Regions from separate parts of the Homo sapiens genome. Here all the other regions are linked to region 3. A link is a contact called in ENCODE Hi-C or POLR2A ChIA-PET data. All regions are on one chromosome and are shown on one strand. Each heading gives the region's core, a stretch centred on a gene start or an enhancer-like site at or near the end of the contact. The rest is flanking DNA. Distances are from core to core; before and after follow the strand shown.

Region 1 (3,257 bases), core at 619-3,118, 450 kb before region 3:
TGCCCAGGCTGGTCTCCAACTCCTAGGCTCAAGCAATCCTCATGCCTCAGCTTCTCAAAGTGCTGGGATTACAGACATGAGCCACTGCACCTGGTCCATCTTTTCTTTGTTTAACTTTTTAAATGGTGCTTCTGTTCGCTACCTGTTTTTTTCTTTTGCCTATTTGCTACTAGGTTGTTTATCTTTTTCTTATTAATTCGCTGATATGTGAGGTTTTGTTTTATGAAGCTTAATCTTGCTGGACATAAAATTATTGGCTGCTAGGTTTTTCTTTTTTCTTTCATCACTTTGAAAATGCCATCCCATTCTCTTCTGGCCTGTGAGAGTTCTGCTGAGAAGTGTGCCATTAGTCTGATGGGGTTTCCTTTATAGGCAACTAAGTGTGCTTTTCTCTTGCCGATTTAAAATTTTTTTCCTTCACTTTGACTTTAGACAGTCTGATGATAATATGCTGTGGTGAAGTTTTTTTTGCAGTTTATTTTCCTGGGGATTGCTGGGCCTCCTGTAGCTGGATGTCTAAATCTCTTTCTTGACTTGGGAAATTTTCATCAATTATTTCCTTAAATAGGTTTTCAGAACTTTTTGCATTTTCTTCCTCCTTGAGAATACCAATAATTCGTAAGCTTGGTTGCCTTATGTAGACCCTAATATCTTGATGTCTTTATTCATTCTTTTTTCCTCACTTTTGTCTGATTATGTTATTTCAAAAGACTTGTCTTCAAGTTTTGAGATTCTTTTTTTCTGCTTAGTCTAGTCTATTTTTGAAGCATTTCAAATGTATTTTGTAATTCCTTCAATAATTTTTCAGACCCAGAATTTCTGTTTGTTTTTGAAATCTGTCTCCTGTAAATTCCTCATGTGCATCCTAAATTGATTTTCTGATTTTCTTTATATTAGTTTGCAGATTTCTCTTGCATCTCATTGAGCTTCTTTAAAATCAATACTTTGAATTATTTATCGACATTTCAAGGATTTTTGTTCTGCTTAGGATCTATTGCCAAATAATTATTTTGTTCCTTTGAGGGCGCCATAATACCTTGCTTTTTCATACTTCCTATATGTTGATTTCTGTGTATCTGAAGATGTGACTATGATGCTGATTGGGTAGGGCCATTTGTCTGCATGAAGTGACAAAGACTTTGTATGATTTCCTTGGATATACATAGCCTTAATGCGGTAGCTTTCTTGAATGCTGGTTGTAGTGGCGTACCAGGCAGTGAGCAGACACACAACCTCCTGTGCAGCTGTGATGTCATGGGTGATAGGGGCAGTAGTTGTGAGAAGCTCTTCTCTTTCTCAAGTGCTGTGCTCTTGTGTTAATTGTTGCAGTGGGCTCTTCAGGCTGTCCCAGAAGGTGGATTGGGCCATGGAACCCCCAGGGGCCTGGATCCTGCACCCTATCTTGGAGTGGGGGGCAAAGCTGGAATGGAGCTAAGTTAGCTAGGCCTGCACTCAGACCACCTACCCTGATGGGAGTGGCTACCTACCCTGATTTAGGCCTCTGGTAAAATACCTGGGTTAGGGCTGACCACTGTTATGCTGATGTCTCAGCCTGGGAAGGGAGGGTGGTTCTAGCTTCACAGCCTTGGCTGGCAGACATGGGACCTGCTTCCCTCTTACACCCCAGTCTTGGCAAGGTTCATGCCCCCATCTCAACTATGTTAGCCAGTCTGGCTGTTCACTTAGTCACTACAGTTTGCTTCTCGTCTGCAGTGCAGTCTTGGGCTATAGGAGTCACTGTGCAGCTCAATACTACACCTCTCTGGCACTTCTCCTCCTCTGGTCCATGGGTGGGGTTGGGGGGAGCCCAGTTTCAGCACCAGCAGCTGGAGCCCATACCACACTCATTTCTCAGTTCTGGCTGTGGGAGCCCCTCCCACAGGTTTCAGTTCCCCAAGCCCCAGCCTGAGTCTCTCTACTGCCAAAGACTGCTGCTGCTGTGGCTAGCTCCCAGGCGTGTGAGGTGCAGCTTGCTAAGTAAGAGCTAGGAAAGAGAATAGGGTCCTGCTGTAGGTGTCCAGTCTGAAGGAATGCCTGGGATACTTCCTCAAGCAGTTCCTTCTCACAGTCTCCTGGCTGCTCCGCATGTTAGATCTAGGGCTTAGAAGGGGCAAGGTACTTTCCTGTGGTCTGGATTGCTCGATTCCCTAGTGGGAAAGTGGACCACAGAGAGATATGTACCCTTTTCCATATTGGGGATTCACTCCTGGTTTTTGGCCGGTCCTGGCCATACGGGCTACCTACCTTCCTTCTTCTCAGATTTTGGAGTTTCTTTTTGCTTTTCTGTTGGACTCATTGCTTTTCATGTCAAACATATTATCATGGATAATATGTTCAAAGTATGATTGTCTACACACTATTTTGGTTCTTCTGAGTTTATGAAGTGTGCTAGAAAAGCCTCTAGTCAGCCATCTTGGGCGAAAAAAATCTCAAGATGTATCTTTTTCTTAATGATTTGTAAGAGTTCTTTTTAAAAGTCTTTTTAAATTTATTCTATTTATTTTCTAGAGACAGGGTCTTGCTCTGTTGCTCAGGCTGGAGTGCAGTGGCATGATCATAGCGCACTATACTTTCGAATTCCTGAATTCAAGCAATCCTCCTGCCCTAGCCTCCCAAGTAGCTGGGACTACAGGCAAAAGTTCTTTATACATTAAGGGACTTTGCTTTTTTACAAATATATTTTTGGTCACCCTGTATTTTGGGTTTGTTTATGATGTATTTTGGCACCCAGAAGTTTTTTATTTTTCTGAAAAATATTTTATACCAACCATTCTTTCAAAATTATAAAACCTAGATCAACTTTCATAGCTGCTTTTCTCGGCTAAAATTAAGCTAAAAGGACACTTAATAAAAGGGGCAAGGATAGGGGATCATGGGAGGAGTTAATAAGAAAGCATCATGCAGCCCAAAGTTTAACACTTCCACTTAAAGATGCAGGCCAACAGGGCTTTTTTGCTTAAGGTGTCTCAGCCAGCAGCAAGATGGCCTACTCATTTGCCCTCTCAAAGCCAGCTCATTATAGAATTCCGTAATAATCTTGCCCTGACCTTACTACCAAGGCTGCTGTTTCCAGGTCAAGAATCTCCCTTCTAGTGCTCATCATTAATGAGGTAATACCAGTGAAATGTCCCTCCTTGCCCCTGCCCTTAGGTAAAGCTGACTCCCAGTGTGGCCAATACAGTCTCTATTTGCCTAATATGGATGACATTTTGGAAGCAATTATGTGTATATTAGATAAATCCTGTCTACAGGCTAAA
Region 2 (3,262 bases), core at 1-2,500, 510 kb before region 3:
AGGCAGGGATTAAACAAACAAAAACAGCAACAACAACAACGACAACAATAAAGAATGAAGATTATTCAACCAGAAACGACAATGAGGGTGGGGAGAAGATAGAGGATGAAGACAGCGCAGGGTTGGGAGTAGAAAGACCACATTCTTGTGCTGGATGTTCAAGGATCACCGTGAGGAGAGTGAGGGCGGCTTTGCCCTTTTGATGTTGAGTTAAACTGTAATACAGATTTTCCATGTAAGTACTCCGTCATTTTCAGGTGGCAACCGGATAAACTTCAGGTGCCACCATGGAGCCGACAATCACCAGCAGCGAACAGGACGGGAAGAAGGCTGGGACAGAAGGGTAGTTGCATCTCCGCAAACGCACAGGTCTAGGAAAGAGGCACCTGGGCTGTCCCCGGGCTATCTCGTTTCAAAGTCACTTAAGTTTCTGTAGCTTAGAAGCGGCCCTTGCCCTCTGGTATCGGGAGACGACTTTGCTGCAGACATCGAGGTGCTCGGAATGACCTTGGTGATCAACCTTAACCTGAAATTCCCGGTCCTGCATTGCCCATCTCCCGGGTCACTGCTGCTGACAAGGCTCTTCTACAGTCCTGGGTTATTCTACAGTCTTTCAAGAGGGCTTCCCCTAAATCCTCTCCCTAGGAATGCTTGGAAGGACGGGAGGAGCAGCCTGGAGGCTCCCATCGTTTATTCGGACACAGTAACAGCCCGTGCCATGGCTGCGCTACCGCGGGAGCTAGGCTCCGCAGCAGAGGGCCCCGGGCTCGCTTCGGGGTGGGGGCGCCCGGGGTGTGCCGCGCCCTCGGGGCTCACGTCCCGGGCGGGTTTCCGGGCCTCGGCAGGGCGCGAGGCGGCGGCGGGGCCGGCTGGCAGGCTGATGATGATGATGCTCTGTGCTCGTAGCCGATGGGAGGCAGCGTGAGCCCGAGAGAGCCCAGAGCAGCCGCGGTGGCAGCGCTGGAGCGCAGCCTCCTCCCGCTCCCATAATGCACAGGGCGGCGGCGGTGGCGGCGGCGGCAGCGGAGGCAGCATCGCGGGCCGCCGAAGTGGCTGCGGCGGCGGCGGCGACCCCTAGGACCCCGGGCAGGTGGAGCGCTCGCGGCTGCTCGCGGCGAGCCCGGGAGTGATGGCGAGGCCCCTGCGGGCGGCCAGCGCCTGAGGCGCCCCGCCCCGCCCCGCCCCGCGCGGCCCTCCCCGCCCGGCCCTGCCCTGCCCTGCTCCCTGCCGGCGGCTGCGGGCGCTTCCTAGTCCGCTCGGGCGGCCGCCCAGGCGAGGTGCGGCCTCCGCACAGGCGGGGGGCGTAGGCGCGCGGGGCCCGCCATGGCTGCGTCGGAGCTCTACACAAAGGTAAGGCACCCCGCGGCCGGCGTCGAGGACTGGGGCTGTGCGGCCCTCGCCGCCAGCTGTCAGGCTGGGGAGGGGGCGGGAGCGCCGGGCCCAGGCGAGCCCCACCAGCGCCATCCCCTTCAGCGCCTCAGAACCCTCGGCCCTACCAGCCGGTCGCCCGCTGCGGCACCTTCCTCTTTCGGGCGAGATGGTGAAGGCGGCGGAAGGTGGCCCGCCTCGGGGGTCTCCCAGGCCCCTGCCGCGCTGCTCGAGCTGGGGGCAGAGCGGGCTTCGGAGTGGAAAGGGGGCCCATGTGGATTTAGCAGGGCGGGCGTGCCTCCCCTCCTGCTTGGCTTTGGAAAATTCCCGGCGGGTGGGAGATGCTTGCTCCAGTAGATCGGATGGGTTCTCTCGTGGGGACACGCGCTTAAAATAACGTCTTGTGTTGGTATGCAGTGCCGCTTCTACCGCCAGCTAGCCTTTCTGTGAGGTTATTTTGAATCCTGCAAACGGTGGCCGTATCACCTTTAGCTCCCCAGTTTAGCTGCGCTGGGGGTGGCGAGCCCCGGGGAAAGATGCTGCCGGATGAACGCGAGCTGATTCACCGGCTGGGAGGGTCGGTACTCATTTATCGCTGGGAGTTTGCAACCTGCGTGTAATCCCGCAGAGCCTTGTTAGGCTCCATGTCTTTACCATCCTCTGGGGCAAGCCTTTCCCTTCTGGGTTTGGTTTAAGGGAAGTGGCAGTCTTTTCTTAGACTGACATCAATATACTCAGGGTCTGGCGATCTCTGAATGACATATTATGGAGAACTGTCACTTGAGTGCTGCGCAGATTTGTGATGACCTTTGTGAATATATGTAATCATGGCATTTTATACTGTACACTCATGTGTAGGTAGATATTTTGCCAGATATTGATTACTTCTACATGCAGTTAATAGAGTTGCCTTTTCACATTAGCTTTTGCAACAGAACTTTCATTTAGGGTCCTGTAATCACTGGAATCATTGTTTCCAAATGTCACTGAAGTCCAGGGCCCAAGTTGCAGTGTGTTTTGTAGAGGAAAGAAGACTGGGCATCAAGAGACCTGGATTCAAGCCGGGACTTACTAACTGTGACCTTGGACAAGTCACTTAACATCTCTGGTTCGATTTCCTAATGAGTAAATGCAGTTAATTATACTTGCCTTGCATCCCTTACAAGCTGTTGTGAGAATCAAACTTAATAATCGTTGTGAAAGCTTTTTGTAACCTATGAATTTCTCTGCAAATATGAGATATATGATTAATTTCTTCAACCATGAAATGAGCTTGCATGAAACATTGTCTGAGACCTCTTTCTTTCTAGTTTTAGATTTAACGACTGTACAGTTGGAACTTCTCTCTCAACCTGGTAATTTCTTTAGGCATTGTAGATCTCTAACATATGAACGAATGCAATTGGAAACTGATTAAAAGTAACTTAAACACTTAATATGGTGCTTGCTATGTGCCAGGTACTGTTTTAAGCGTTTTAAAAATATGAACTCATAATCCTCATAAGGAACTTATGAGGTCGATATTAAGAAATATCAAAATCATTTTCACATGAAGAGATAATCAGTCTGTAAACATTCCTTGGTTACTTTGTGTAGCCCATCCCCTCCACTTCTACATCAAGTTTGTCCAACCCGCAGCCCATGGGCCGCATGTGGGCCCAGGACGGCTTTGAATGTGCCCCAACACAAATTCATAAACTTTCTTAAAACATGGGTTGTTGTGTTTTTTTTGCAATTTTTTTTTTAGCTCATCATTTATCATTAGTGTATTTTATGTGTGGCCAAAGAAAATTCTTCTTCCAGTGTGGCCCAGGGAAGCCAAAAGATTGGACACCCTCCGTTCTATATGGTGAGCAGTCATCTTTGAGTCACCTAATAGTAGGCTGCTTAACTA
Region 3 (3,251 bases), core at 34-2,533:
TTTTTCCCCTTGACAAATCATCTGTATCCGTTAAAAAAAAAAAAGTCATTACTGAGACTGCATCTTTAGCAATGAACACGAATTCTGCCGTTAATACAAGTAGGCTTCTAATTCCAACTCACCAGTCCCTTTCACTGGACCTTTTCCAATGAACAAGCAAAAGAAAAAATAAAACAGGAAAGGAATCAAGAAGCTCCCGCTGCACAGAGATCCCCCTAACACCTAAACCGGTTGGGTCCTACACTCGCCAAGAAACAAAAGGATGCCAAAACACCTTTACTTTTCGACACAACTCACAAGGCGGACTAAAATGCACAGCAAAGTGACAAGGCCCTTTTTGGTGAACCGACAAAACAAGCTTTCATTTGGGCACTTTTACAGACCACCACTTAAGGTCCCGAAAGAAGCTAAGGAAAGACTGTAGGGCCGAGGGAGGAAATTAGGAATTTCGTCTCCGAGTTTTCAGTACCTCATTCATGGCAAGACTCAAAACTTGGGCGGACTTCAGGGCTCTGAGACGAGCCGGGTGAGCGCTGCGCGCTACGCCACTGGAGACTTTGCCCGGCCGGAGTCAGCTGAGGCCGAGTCACCGGGTGGGATGGGGGAGGAGACGCGGGAGCATTTCGAAAGGCAGCGTGCCAGTAAGGCGAGACTCCACGCCACCTCATGTTCCCCGGGCCGCCGCCCCTCGCTCGCCCGCCCTCCGGTCCGGTCCGGCTGGGTTTCGAACCCGCGGAGCCAGGCGCAGGCGGCGGGACGGCAGCAGGCGTGCGGGGCCAGGGAGCGGGCGCGGCCTGGCAGGGCGACCGGCGAGGGGCGTGCCGGGTGGGAGGGGCGCGCTGGCCGCCTGGCCGGCCCCACGCGGGGACCCCAGCCCGCCGCCCGCCCGCCCGCGCGGGGACGCGCCGGCCAGGCCCGAGCGGGCGGGCAGGCGGGCGAGCAGGGGGCGGGCGGCAGACCGAACAAAAACGCCTTTGTTGAGCGGCAGCCGCCGGAGGGTCACACACAATGGAGGAGGGAGCCGGCTCCGCCGTCGCCGCCGCCGCCGCCGCCGCCGGGCCCGCCGCGGCGCCCTCCCGAGCCGCCCCGCCGGCGCACCCCGCACACGTACACACACACACTCACGGGACTTCTCCGACTCATCGAGAGAGTGCGGGGCTCGCGGACTGCCCCCAGTGTCGGCTCAGGTCTCCGGCTGTGCTGGCGGCAGCGGCGTCTCCGAGGCTCTCGCTTTGCCGCAGTCGCCGCCATGTAACCCCGACCCGCGAGAGAGGGCGAGGAAGAGGGGGCGGGGCTTCGCGGTGCCACGCCCCCTCACGTCACAGGCTCACTCCACGGGTTCTCCCGCCCCCGCCCTGCCCAGCGCACCCGCACGCGCCGGAATTTCCAGCGCCCGTGACTGGGCTGCGCGCGCCGCGGAGGCGGTGGGAAAGGCACGCGGCTCGTCCGGCGTCTCCTGGGGGCTTTGCCTGCGGGCGGGCAGGGAGGAAGACAGCTGGGGCCGTTTGCTCTACTACCTGCCCTGGCATTAAGGGAACAAAGTGACCAAACCCAGTGCCAGCGTTTACTAAGCACCTACTACGTGCAAGGCACTGGGCAATCCGAGAGGAAGAGGCCTCAGTCTCCAGGAAGGGTGGACCTTAAGATGGATTGGCTGGAAGGCGACAGCCCGAGCACAAGACAGACGCGTTAGAGGCCAATACTAAGGTCATTCATTCTGCCAGAGTATGGAGGAAGGCTTTCAGGAGTGGTCGCCAAGGTGGCCTTTCAGCTGGATCCCGGAGGAGCGGATATAACCAGGAGGTGGGGAGGGTGTTTCTGTGAGCAAAGACTGGGAGGCCAGAGTACCTGGCTTGTTGCAGGAACTGGGATAGGACAATTTGAATTTGGGAAGGGATGCACTATGAAACGTAGAAAGGTGGATGGGTGCCTTCTTGGGCCCACTTGGCTAAAAGCAAACTTACATTACTTATCATGGCTTATTGAGTCCAAGGAGCCTTTTCAGTGTTTATGTGAAATTTAAGTATTTATGAAATTAGAGACGCAGGTCAGCATATTTTTTCAATGACTTCATCACCATCTTGCTGAGAACCAGACATAGAATAGCCCTTCTAGTCATTATTATGGGCATCTTCAAGAAAGAGGCAAAGACCACTTCAAAAAGATCACAAAGGGCCAGGCGTGGTGGTTCACGCCTGTAATCCTAGCACTTTGGGAGGCCGAGACGGGCAGATCACCTGAGGCCAGGAGTTCGAGACCAGCATGGCCAACATGGTGAAAGCCCCGTCTCCACTAAAAATACAAAAAGTAGCCGGGTGTGGTGGCTCACACCTGTAATCCCAGCTACTCGGGAGGCTGAGGCAGGAGAATAGCTTGAACCCCGCGGGGGGTTGCAGTGAGCCGAGATCGCGCCAGGACACTCCAGCCTGGGCGAAAGGGCGAAACTCTGTCTCAAAAAAAAAAATCACAGAGTAATGAAGTTAAGTGGTTGGGGTGAGCTTGAATGCTTTATATTTTTTAATATTTAAAACAACGTCAGCTGAGTACCAGGTGTGAAGAAGAGGTAATGAGTGAAAAAAACCAAGAGAAAGGGGAGACTTGTTCCAACCGCAGAATTTCCAGCTTCTGCAACGAGAGCTCGTACCTTCAGCCCCACTGCCTCTGCTCTAGGCTCTCCTCTGATCCTCAGGACATTTTTCCTCTCACTCTTTGAGAACTCGTTTACCTTCCTTTTCCATCAATGTCTGATCACCCAGAGAAGGTGGGAGAATAAATACCAAGCACTGTGCCTTCCCTCAAGGAGCATTTAATCCAGTGTCACTGCTGACTTCCTGTGGATAATGCAAAGTTGGCTTACAATAGTAAGGGAGACCACTAAATTGACAGAATCTTTGTAGCATTTCAAAAGGGTGTCAGGCCTCTGAGCCCAAGCTAAGCCATCGTATCCCCAGTGACCTGCACATATACATCCAGATGACCTGAAGCAACTGAAGATCCACAAAAAAAATGAAAATAGCCTTAACTGATGACATTCCATCATTGTGATTTATTTCTGCCCCAACCTAACTGATCAGTGTACTTTGTAATCTCCCCCACCCTTAAGAAGGTTCTTTATAATCTCCCCCATCCTTAAGAAGATTCCTTGTAACTCTCCCCACCCTTGAGAATGTACTTTGTGAGATCCACCCCCTGCCCCCAAACCATTGCTCTTAACTCCACTGCCTATCCCAAAACCTGTAAGAACTAATGAT

Evidence for each region. Hi-C counts contacts between places; a loop is a spot of excess contacts on that map. ChIA-PET counts read pairs that join two places held with the same protein, here RNA polymerase II (POLR2A). Pooled maps may share reads with other maps.
Region 1: a loop to region 3 is called in a pooled map, with 3 times the contacts of the local background. The contact joins the enhancer-like site here to the promoter of MAPK6 in region 3. A Hi-C loop is called at or near these places in 5 of 37 single-sample maps with no recorded cell type and 10 of 50 pooled maps.
Region 2: a loop to region 3 is called in a map of heart left ventricle, with 4 times the contacts of the local background. The contact joins the promoter of MYO5A here to the promoter of MAPK6 in region 3. A Hi-C loop is called at or near these places in 1 of 168 maps with a recorded cell type or tissue (heart left ventricle) and 6 of 50 pooled maps. POLR2A ChIA-PET finds 5 or more read pairs at or near these places in 1 of 52 experiments (IMR-90).

Annotation. Positions count from the first base shown.
Region 1 is chr15:52,464,907-52,468,163 of GRCh38, reverse strand. All of the region lies in intron 1 of MYO5A (myosin VA), which reads left to right. Among named protein-coding and RNA genes, the nearest start is that of MYO5A, 62 kb to the left of the region's middle. RefSeq lists enhancers at 1,712-2,001, 1,646-2,401. Within about 2 kb of position 1,868, at least 10 of the 41 ENCODE cell types and tissues checked have a DNase peak (open chromatin) inside an H3K27ac peak, as active enhancers do.
Region 2 is chr15:52,526,868-52,530,129 of GRCh38, reverse strand. It overlaps MYO5A (myosin VA), which reads left to right and starts at 1,250. Exons shown (of 42, transcript NM_001382347.1): 1 at 1,250-1,350. The coding sequence starts at 1,324. RefSeq lists a silencer at 721-1,600.
Region 3 is chr15:52,017,251-52,020,501 of GRCh38, reverse strand. MAPK6 (mitogen-activated protein kinase 6) reads right to left here and starts at 1,283. Exons shown (of 6, transcript NM_002748.4): 1 at 1,126-1,283. MAPK6-DT (MAPK6 divergent transcript) reads left to right here and starts at 1,407. Exons shown (of 2, transcript NR_156732.1): 1 at 1,407-1,803. RefSeq lists enhancers at 223-272, 1,613-1,682 and silencers at 523-1,032, 1,333-1,442.